Linked DNA regions of Mus musculus: region 2 is linked to region 1. Evidence: chromatin loops called from intact Hi-C (ENCODE). Cell type or tissue: left cerebral cortex. All regions are shown on one strand. Links, peaks and the distances in the headings refer to the core of each region. The heading gives the core; the rest is flanking DNA.

Evidence for each region. Peaks named below come from ENCODE experiments on the same cell type or tissue, not always from the same donor. Only the 100,000 strongest peaks of a DNase experiment are listed, where the experiment ranks them.
Region 2: a loop joins it to region 1, with 3 times the contacts of the local background. A loop is called at or near these places in 15 of 42 quality-filtered maps.

What each region holds. Positions count from the first base shown.
Region 1 is chr2:132,218,339-132,223,721 of GRCm38, forward strand. Gm14051 (a long non-coding RNA gene) reads left to right here. Exons shown (of 3, transcript XR_866753.3): 3 at 1,709-1,914. Among named protein-coding and RNA genes, the nearest start is that of Tmem230, 27 kb to the right of the region's middle. In left cerebral cortex, for the core only: a CTCF peak has its summit at 3,187; DNase peaks (open chromatin) are centred at 3,343 and 4,453; H3K27ac peaks cover 2,009 bases.
Region 2 is chr2:131,980,048-131,985,430 of GRCm38, forward strand. No RefSeq gene overlaps it. Among named protein-coding and RNA genes, the nearest start is that of Prnd, 32 kb to the left of the region's middle. In left cerebral cortex, for the core only: a CTCF peak has its summit at 2,702 (motif pointing right); a DNase peak (open chromatin) is centred at 2,711.

The DNA of each region.
Region 1 (5,383 bases), core at 290-5,289:
CCAGAGGTCCTGAGTTCAATTGCCAGCAACCACATGGTGGCTCACAGCCATCTATAATGAGATCTGATGCCCTCTTTTGGTGTGTCTGAAGACAGCTATAATTGTACTCCTACATAAAATAAGTAAATAAATCTTAAAAAATAAATAAATAAAAGTTGAATAGCTGGGAGTAAGGGTGAGAACCTGTAGTCCCAGCTACTGGGGTGGAGGTGGGGAGGGGTCCCTAAGCAGGAAGGACACTTGAGCCCAGGAGGTCAGAGTCAGCTAGGACAATATTAACCAAAAACAAGAACAACAACTACAAAACCACCCAAAACTCTTGTAGAGAGGGGGAGGGGGAGGCGGAGATTGACCCCACAGGCCAGTGTGATGGAGGCCTTCTCTCAATTGAGGCTTTCTCTTCCCACGGGACTCTAGCTTGTATTGAGCTGACAGAAAACTAGCACAAATGTCTAAAAACTTTCATTTTGGACCTGGTGGTAAACTCCTGTAACCCCAGCTCTCAGGAGGCTGAGGCAAAAAGAACTGTCTAATCAAAGACAGCACAGGCTGCATAGTGAAGCCCTGTCTCCAAAAACAAAAGTTAAGATCTGGAGCAGCACTCGCTTTGGAGGCCGTGAGTGTCTGAAGCCTTTAGGAGACACTAGGTCTTGCCTCTAAGTTAACAGCAGAATGACAGGCAGGCACTGACTCTTCTATAAGAAATCAGGCCAGACATTAAAAACAAGAAATCACTAAACGGTCAGAAATGAAAAGTGTCAGAAAGCAAAAATGGGAGCGTGATGATTCATTTGTCTCCCATTGCCTCCTTGGAGGCCAGAGAGCCCCCTGTTTGGGCCTTCAGAAGGCGACTTGCCTAGGGCATCTACTGTCTGTGTTAGGATCTTCTACATAGAGCCGGACTGTTGAGGTTCACTGGAAATTCAGCAACGGTAAAAGGTTTCTGAATGCACAATGGCCAGAGAATAGAAGACCTAACACATGGAGTGACTGCTGACGATGCTCACCCCGGCTGTGCTTGTAACTTCACTGCAGACTTGGGTCTGAAGCCACAGCCGCACATGGTCTGAAACACTATGAGGTAGATTCCCTGCATGCTTTGCACTGCAGAGGTCTAAATGAGCACACATAGTCATCTGCTCTTAGAGAAACATGAACACTTAATCATAGGAAACAAAGGCTTTAAATCCATGGCTTGAGTTGCTGACTTAGGCTTTATTACTGGTTTTTAAATTGTTTATACAGAAGACTGGAGAGATGGCTCTGTGACTAAGAGTACGAATTGCTCTTACAGAAGACCTTAGATCTGTTCCCAGCACTCGCACTGGGCAGCTCACACTCACCTGGGACCCGGGGGAATCTGATGATTCTGACCTCCAAGGGCACCGGCACATACATCTGTAAGAAATATCAAATACCAGTCTTTTTGTCAAATACTATAAAACAAGGACAAGGAATTAAAAAAAATTTTTTTTTCTTTCAAGACAGGGTTTCTCTGTGTAGCCCTGGCTGTCCTGGAACTCACACTGTAGACCAGGCTGGCCTCGAACTCAGAAATCCACCTGCCTCTGCCTTCCAAGTGCTGGGATTAAAGACGTGTGCCACCACTGCCCAGTGAATTAAAATATTTTTATCTCCCACACATTATAAGATGTTCACACAAGTGTTTTACTTACTGTGACCCAGGAAAACCTTTGCTCTATTCTAGGAATTTATGTCCTGGAGCAGTGTCCCCCTTCTTGGAGCAGTGACCCCCTTCTTGGAGCAGCACCTCCTTTCCCCTTCATCCAACTCCCTTGTGTGCCAATTCTCTTCGGACTAGCCAACCAACTGAATAAGATTGTGAGGTCAGACCCCAGCCAATGGGGAAGAGACACAGCCACCACCTGAAATTAGAATAAAAACTAGATACACTTCCTGTCTCCGTGTGTTTGATTTTCTGAGAGCACCCTCTTGATCAAGAGCAATGTTCGCCTGTCCAGACACTTCAGTTGGAACGGTGGGCCCTTTCTTTTGTGACCTCAAACTTACTTCTAACACCCTCACATAGACACAAACACATACATACACAGACACAGACACAAACACCTACACATGGTTAAGATGATAAATCTTTAAAAAGAGAGTAAAAAAATTAAATTAATTTGACTTGTGATTTGGAGAGAATTCCCAACAGTTTCTGAAATGGCCCTAAACATGTTCTGGTCATTTTATGTTACTAAGTTATGCAAATGGCATCTCAGCACTGTAAAAGTGAAATGTCAATCACCTCTGAAAAACCCTGGAGCCCCCTCTCTGTCTGCAGTGTTGGACATTCAGCCAACACTTCCTTATACAGACAGAATAGCACTAGTGCCATTAATATGCAATTTTGCTTTTGTGTTTAATAAATGTTAAAAATTATATGTATCAAAAATTTGTAGAAATAAATGTTTTATTACTAGTAGATGTTTGATGGTGTCTAATGTGTGTGTGTTATATAGTATATAAATGGAGGTATGAAGACAAATTGTGGGGGTCAGTTTTGTTCTTCCACCCTGTGTGTTCCAGGGATCAAACTCTGGGTTGTTAGGTGGCAGGGACATCTATTTGCTTAGCCATGGGCTCCATATCCTACCATGCTACAAATTTAAGCTACCTCATATCCCTGATCAAAAACCTGCCAGGAGGGCCTGTTATCTCTCATGTTAGTCCCCATTGAGTAAAACTAACCAACTTCTTTCCACTTTGTAATTATGGCGTTTAGAGCAGTTCTCTCTGACCATGGAGATCCTTCCAGGAAAGCCCACATGATTCACGGTGGCCAAAAAGAACAGACCCTGGGATGCTTCTACATGGGGGCTCTTAGAGAAGAATGGGGCATGAACATGAGCTTGAAGCCTCTTGAGAATTTGGCTCCCACCTCCCTGGGCTGTTTGATGATCTAAGAAAGAAGTCAAGTAGCCTTGTAACTGAAGTTCACTCCCGAGAAACAGGTTTATTCCTCTGGCTATTGTGGCCAGCAGACTCAAACAGACTCACTAGAGACCTGAGGAGCCCTCTCTTGGGTTTCTAGGTCAGCCAGTTTGGGGAGGCCAGGAAAAAGACTGTGAAAGAAAAAAAAACGACCCAGCTCATAATCACTGGTGCTTGCAGCCTGCTGGAGAAGGGAGAGAACACTGGAGACCATGCTGACGCAGAAAGAATGGGATGCAGGCCTGGCCGTACCATTCAAACCCTGGGCAGAGGAGTATTCAACACAGCAGTTCCTGAATATCCCTTCTCCATTTTTGTCAACTTGAGTGGTGTTTTTAAATTTTGCACTCTCATGAGCCCGGAATGATTCACTGGCTCTTTTTGGAAGCAGCTGTATTTTGAGATCATTTTCAGGAGTTCTTTAAATATCCTGAACGCTCTACTTACAAGGGTGACTCAAAAAGAATCTTCTCCCCAGGGAGGGGGAAAAGGGAACTGGCGTTGACCGAGTTGACTGTGCACAAGCTTGCTCTGCAGGATGAAAGGGTTCTAGAGGCAAAGTGCACAGCAGTGTGCTTGTTAACACTACAGACCTGCGACTTGAAGTGCTAATGTCGGACCAGCGTCATGGCTCAGACATGACAGTCTGTGCTAGCTTCCCCTCATCCCACACGGGAGGAGACGAGCAGACTCCCCCAGCTGTCTTTGCCACACACACAGGCCACAGTGTGCAGCTGCACGCACACACGCACACTGTAAATAAAGAGGTAATAAATAAATGGATAAATAAATGTGAGTGATTTAGGAAGTGCAACAGTATGCTTTTAAAGCATAATTTTAAAGTTCTGTAGAATGCTAATATACACATATACACATATACACATATATCTGCATTCCTCTAGCTGTGAAGTTAGGGTTGAGTCTATTTTATGGCAATTGTGCCCTAGGAAAACTGTTTGTTGTTGTTGTTTATTGTTTTATTTGTTTGTTTTTCGAGACAGGGTTTCACTGTGTACTCCTGGCTACCCTGGAACTCACTCTGAAGACCAAGCTGGGCTTTGAACTTATAGAGACCCGCTTGCCTCTGCCTCCAGAGTACACCACCGCTACCCAACTGATTTTTGTTTTTGTTTTTTCAAGACAGAATCCTTTTATATGTAGTCTTGGCTATCTTGAAACTCTGCCTGTTGGCCAGGCTGGAACTTGAAGAGATCACTTGCCTCTGCCTCACCAGTGTGGAAATTGAAGGTGTGTGCTACCAACACCCAACTAACACCCAACTAGTAAAGGCGATTTTAAAAAAGAATTCTTTCCCCACAGCACACGACCTCATGGTATTCTGTGTGGTGGTACTTTAGAACTCCATCGTGATCCCAAGCACACCCCAAACATCTGTTCCCTCAGGGACAGGGGGTGCTCTGAGGCAGAGGCTGTGGGCTTGTTTTATGCTCTAGGGGTTGTGTGATGCAAAGACTGGACAGGCATGAGCTGGCTGAGTGGATGGGCCTACCAGATGCATATTATGTATATTCTCTGATTCATTTGCTTCTCTCAGCAAGCATAGGTAACAGCGGCTGGCTTGGAAATTGGAAGTGATACAAACTAAATAAGTCTGCAGTTCTGTGCATTGCATGCTAGCAAGGGGGACACACAGTAAATGTGTGTGTATATACATATATGTGTCTGTGTGTACATATATACATATATAGTGTAGTATATAGTGTAGTATGTAGTATGACAGCTGGTAGTAAGGATTTAGAAGGAAAACAAATCAGATTCAGGGATCAGGAGCACCAAGGATGAAAGCTGACTGACTACTTCACAAATGGACCACATACACACACACACACACACACACACATACACACACACACACACACACACACATACACACACATACACATATACACACACACGCTAGCCCAGCTAACCGAGGGCAGTGTGATCTCAGGCAGGTTAGTAGGGAATCGTACTTAAGGGGGAAAGGAGGATACCAGTACATTAATTATAGCTAGGATCAGTGCTGTTAATATGTGGCTTGTGTGGTCGCGTAGGAACCTATGCTCAGAAGGTCTTAATGTTCTACCACTATCCAGAATTTTTGTTTATTGGTAGATTTTTATTTATTTAATCTGATCTAGGTGCTAGAGATAAAAACTTCTTACACTTGGGTAGCACACACTTACCTGACAGCCATCACCTTTGTCCTGGACTGCTTCTTGTCCACGTTTCTTTTCTATTGATTTTTATGTAGATGTCTATACAAAATCACCATTCTAACTTCTGTATAAATGGCCATTTTAGAATGATATTGCATTGTCATAGGGCAGCATTTCTTCAAGTCCCTCTGGGATTCTTTCTGATTTATGTCATAGCTTTGATTTTTAGATAGTCTTTAAGATAATTATGTGACCCCCCCCCCACTCCT
Region 2 (5,383 bases), core at 332-5,331, 240 kb before region 1:
TTTCTTTCTTTGCTCAGCCCTACAAGTGTTCTCCATGTTTTTCAGTACATCTGTGTCATGAAATGAACCACCTTCTGTCCTTTATCACTTCGATTCAAAACCCAAACTTCCCAACAGTATCCATACAAGATGGGGTCCATCCCACAACAAAGCCTGAGGCAGGATTCAAACACAAAATGTTCTGTGTGGGAGCACAGAGAGGAGGAGGCAGGGATGGTATCAAGCTGCAGGAGGCCCCTTTGAGAGAATGCACAACATACCTCAGACTCCCCAGCCAGGAGCAAGAGAACTTTATCCACCAGCAAGCCTGCTGCACAGGGTAGGGTGGCTCTGGCCTGCTTCAAGTGGCTCCAGACAGAGCAGGGGCAGACACAGAGACAAAGAGACAGAGACAGAGACAGAGACAGAGACAGAGACAGGGACAGGGACAGGGACAGGGACAGGGACAGGGACAGGGACAGGGACAGGGACAGGGACAGGGACAGGGACAGGGACAGAGACAGGCAGGGGCTTCTCCTGTTGTCCCCAGGTAGGACTGAAGTGCTGAAGGAGATCTGACAGAGCTATTGGGTAGGGGTCCTTAGCTTCCTACAGACATGTAGAAGGAAGAGCAAGGTTTGGCTGGCCTTGAGTTCTGTCCTCCTATTTTGAAGAATGAAAAACCCTAAAACTACACAGAGAAATTCAAGTTCACAAGCTATCTCCCCAGTTCACAGCACAGAGTCCTTCTCCTATGCTTATATGGTAATATGGAGAAGCCTCATTTCTCAAGGCAAAAGTTCCAGTGGCCGGCCAGTCGTCTCTGCCAGGGAAACAGCTTCAGCCCAAACAGGAGGTGAGGATGAAGGTGTCCGTCCTGAGGAAACAGAAGGCAGACTTTCTCAAGCACCATTGTTCTTGAGTCTCCAGCACGCCAAGGCGATGTGGGGGCCAGCTGAAGGACACCCTGGCTCCGGCTTTTGTCACTGTTTCCTGATATTGGCAAGATTAGGGCTGGCCGGAAAGGAAACCCACCGAGCACAGAGACAGAGGAAAGTCCGAGGCCCCCCGGGGAGAAGTTGCAGCTGGCCCAGCAGTTCCTGTACTGTGCAGAGGAATGACAACTATGAGAGCAAGCCTTTGCCTGGGAATGTAGTAAAGGTGACATCACTGTCGAACTAGGCACCAGCTCAGAAGGCAAGGGCTGAGTTCAGCAGATGGGGGGTTTTCCACATGTATTTAAAACTCTTGTTTAATACCCTGTTCAGAACTTCTGGATAGGCGAATGTGGGGGCACCCACTCCCCCACTGCATCTTAATACATTTCACTACTCCCAGCTCCTCTAAAGGAGAGTGTTTGGAGGCCAGGTCCACACAGGTAGGATAATATGAAACTGTCAGGATGAACCTAGATCCAACATCAGGGTCCTTTCAAGAGAATAGTCTGTGCTTCGGTGTCCCCGCATAGAAGGATACTGAATTTCTCAAAGCCAAAGAACAGTTAAGGGAGTTAGAGATTGACAAGACAGAGCCCACGTCCCCAACCATCTCCGAACCCAACATCCACACTGAAAGCATTCTTCATGGGTACCGGTGCTTACTCATAAATGAGCAGTATCATTAACTTGTGGGGTGTGTGTGTTTGCATGCGCATGTGCACGTATGTGAGTACTCAAGTGTGCAAGTCTGTGCATATGAAGGCCAGAGGACAACCCCACGTGTCTCTCCTTAAGCTTTCCTTGGAAGCCATCCACTGTTCTGTTTAAGACAGTGTCTGTCTCTCACTGGTCTGGACCTCACCAAGTAGGCTCAACTGGCTGGCCAATAAGTCACAGAGGTTCAATGCTCTCTGCCTGTCCAGCACAGGCAGAGATAGTGAGCTATCCCCTCAGCCTTCGGGGTTTTGCAATAATTCTTGAGTCTTTTCAGGGTTGTGAGGATTTTAGTCTAAAACCAATAATGAGAGCAGTAGTTGCTGCCAGTTGAGGAAAACAGCATGAAGAGTCTCTGCATAGCCCTCACGAGACAAGAATAAATGCTGCATACATTAGGTCAGTGAAGAAAGGGAGGTGGGCAGCATAGATCACAGCCTCACATTAAAGGAGTCAAGATTTGATTCTGAGAATCCAGACACAGGAAACACCAAAAGAGCTGAGAGACTTAGCACGCACGCCTTTAATCCCGTGCTCAGGCAGAGGCAGGTGGATCGCTGAGAGTACAAGATCACCTGGTCTGTATAGTGACTTCCAGACCATCCAAGGTGACCTTGTCTCAAATTTTTAAAAAAGAAACATGGAAGGAAAAGATGGCGGGAGAAGGAGGACAGAATGAACAAATGAACGAATGAACAAAAGAAGAAAGGGGAAATACCGAAGTGCAAAATGCACCAGAAATACGTCAAAAACTATGTCCAAACCCACTGAACTCAGGAAAGCATAGTTCAAGGTGGGAAGCTATCACATTTTCCCCCTTACTTATGCAAAATAGTATGGGACAAATAGACAAACCAAGTAAGGACATCAGGGTAAAAGACATGGTCTACCTAGGCTACAATCATGAGTATGAGAGCCTAGAATCCACGTCAATTTGGGCTACACAACGAAAAATCACACACATACACACACAAACACACACACACACGCACGCACAGGCACTTGTACAGGCTAACTTTGCCCATCACTGGTAGAGCTAGGAAGCAGATGTTATGCAGTCATCGTCACCACCAGAGGGCATCCTAACATCAACCAGGACAGGCAAGGGTCCATGTCTAGTCCCTCTCACAGAAAGATGCAGGGAGTTTTTATTTGTTTGTTTTTGTTTGTTTTCATAAGCTACCACCTAGCCAGGTTGAAGAGAGGCCAATCTTCCCTTAGTTCCAAATCCTTCCGGGATAGACAATGACCTTGAATCTCTCCTAGAGCTTCTGTCTCCTGTCCTGCCTCCACAGGTGCCCTCTGGAGATGAGTTATTTAGGACCTCCCCTAATGCATGCTGGGAGAACCTCAGCCCAAGGCTCTGCCTGAACAGAAGTTGATGTTGAAGTGTGCCCCAGAGACACATAAACTGACACTCATCCTTCATCCAGAACTCCAGACAGAACAAGAAAGATGTTTGGTCTTTCTACTGTATGCCATCTCCAGAGGGAAATGCTCCAAGATGTCACAATTCAGCATAATGATGTCACAATACAGTATTATCATGGAACACTGTTGCACTGTGATGTCACAATGACACACTGGTGCACTTTAATGTCAAAGGATAGCATGATAATAGCACAAAGGAGCAGTGTAACAACTCAATACCACATTATGATATCACAGTAGCACACTGTTATAGAACAATAAACGCTGTGATGTCACCATCCAGCAATGCTGTCAGGGTGGGATGTTGTGGTGGCAAAAACGCAGCAGTGTGATGGCACAGTTCATTATTGTGAATTCACATGGAGCATTGTGATGTCACAGTCTAGCCCTGTGATGTCACCATAGAGCACTGAGACACTGCACTAAAGTACCAGGATGGTACAGTGGAACTGAGCTGGGTGATACAGGTGTGATGGGGTGAAGATCATAAGAAAGAACTCTGGTAAATTCTTACCCAGAAGCCAAAGGAAGAGATCTGGCACTCCACCCCAGGGTAACATATAACTTGAATTCCATCCCACCAAGGGAAGCTCGTTTCTTATCCCACCGACCCTTGGATGAATTACCAGAGATATGTAGCCATACACTCATTCTATTGGGAAAACCTGTCATTCCTTCAGCACAGGCAAGAAAGGTGTCTTGAACAGAAGGAATACAGCCGTGAGCGAAACAGAGAGAGCTGTGTTTTCTGGAAGCTTCCACTATAGAGAAAGGAGCTGACAGTGAGCAAAATGCTAGAGCTGTGTGCATGGCTGAAGTGAACCAATGACAAAGTGCTAGAGCTGTGTGCATGGGTGAAGTGAACCAATGACAAAGTGCTAGAGCTGTGCACATGGCTGAAGTAAACCATTGAGAAAGATGGCCGAGAAAAGGTTGGGTTGGGACTGCAGTGTTGACTACATGGGGGTTTGTTCTGGTTGCCTGAGATAGTCTCACAATGAGTGTTGGGCTAGCCTCGAAACTCTATGTAACCTAGTCTCACTATCTCATACCTCACATCCCAAGTGCTAGGATTATAGGTACTTGCCACTATTGTGGCAAAGCCAGATATATAATGAGCAGAGTACCTGGGTTAAGATGTCAAGATAGCTGAGTCCTGGGCAGTGAGAATGAATTAGAATAAGTTGCCAATATCTGCTATCTTCTCCTGCAGTGGGGGTGTGGCTAGACAGAGGAGTAAGATCACAGGTATGCAAGATGGGTTGAGGATCTGGGTAGGGGCTAGAATGAGGGTCCTGAAGACCACCTAGGAGTTCTAAGTTCATTCTAAGTACAGCTGGAGGCCACTGGGGTTCAAGATGAAAGAAAGGTAGAAAGATTCCTTCTGTGATCAGTCTTGGGACTACGTTCAGGCAGGGATGAAAGAAAGGCAAGGAAGCAGCCACAAAGTAGTAGTCTGGTCTGACCAAGTAATACCTTAGCCACAGGTAGGAAACGTGACAGGGACCAGAGGGAAACCAGAAAAGTAAGGAAACACAAGGCTTACTGAAAGCACCCCAAGGTCTGGGATGCTCAGCAGGTAAACAGCAAGGTATGCTCCCAAAATGATTCCCTGAGGCACCCCTAAAAAGTGAGTCAGAAGAAAAGGGATAAGGTTGCAATCCATAGACAGAAGGACACGGCCAGGGCCTGTGCTCTGTGAATGTCCCCCTCCTAGGGCTCTAAGGAGGCCTAGCAAACCAGAGCCCAGACCCTGGGTTGGCCCTTACAGCACAAGGTGAAGGCAGCTTTTAGCAGCCACAGCCCATGCTGCAGACATAGTCCACTCTCACTGTGCTTAGAGGAAGGAAAGCTGCAGTGAGATAGGACCATCTTCATCAGGGGCATCCGGCTCGTGCTATCCTAATGCTATGTTATGTGTTGTACAAAGTTTATGGTTAATTCTAAGCTCACTAGGACTTAAGCCCTTGGGATCAGAGTCAAGACCTTAGGTATGCCTTGGGCATCTTTGTGACTCTTCTTCTGCCATTATAATTCTTTATGAGGGAGAGCTGTCATTAAGAAGGGCAATGTAGGTTAGGGCTCGCAGCAGGGTGTAAGTGGGCTGACAGAGTTTGGAGTTTAGTAATTAGCTCATGGTTAATTATGCTTTAAATTTGTTGGTAATGGGAGGAGTTGAGGTTGAATCAATCATATATTAAAAGTCATCATTATTAGGAAGTCAGGGCCTTCTGGTACAGGGGCAGTAGATCCCCAAGCAGAATTAAAGCCAAAGTATATAATCAGAGTTTTGCTTGAAGGGGCATGACTGTGTTAAACCA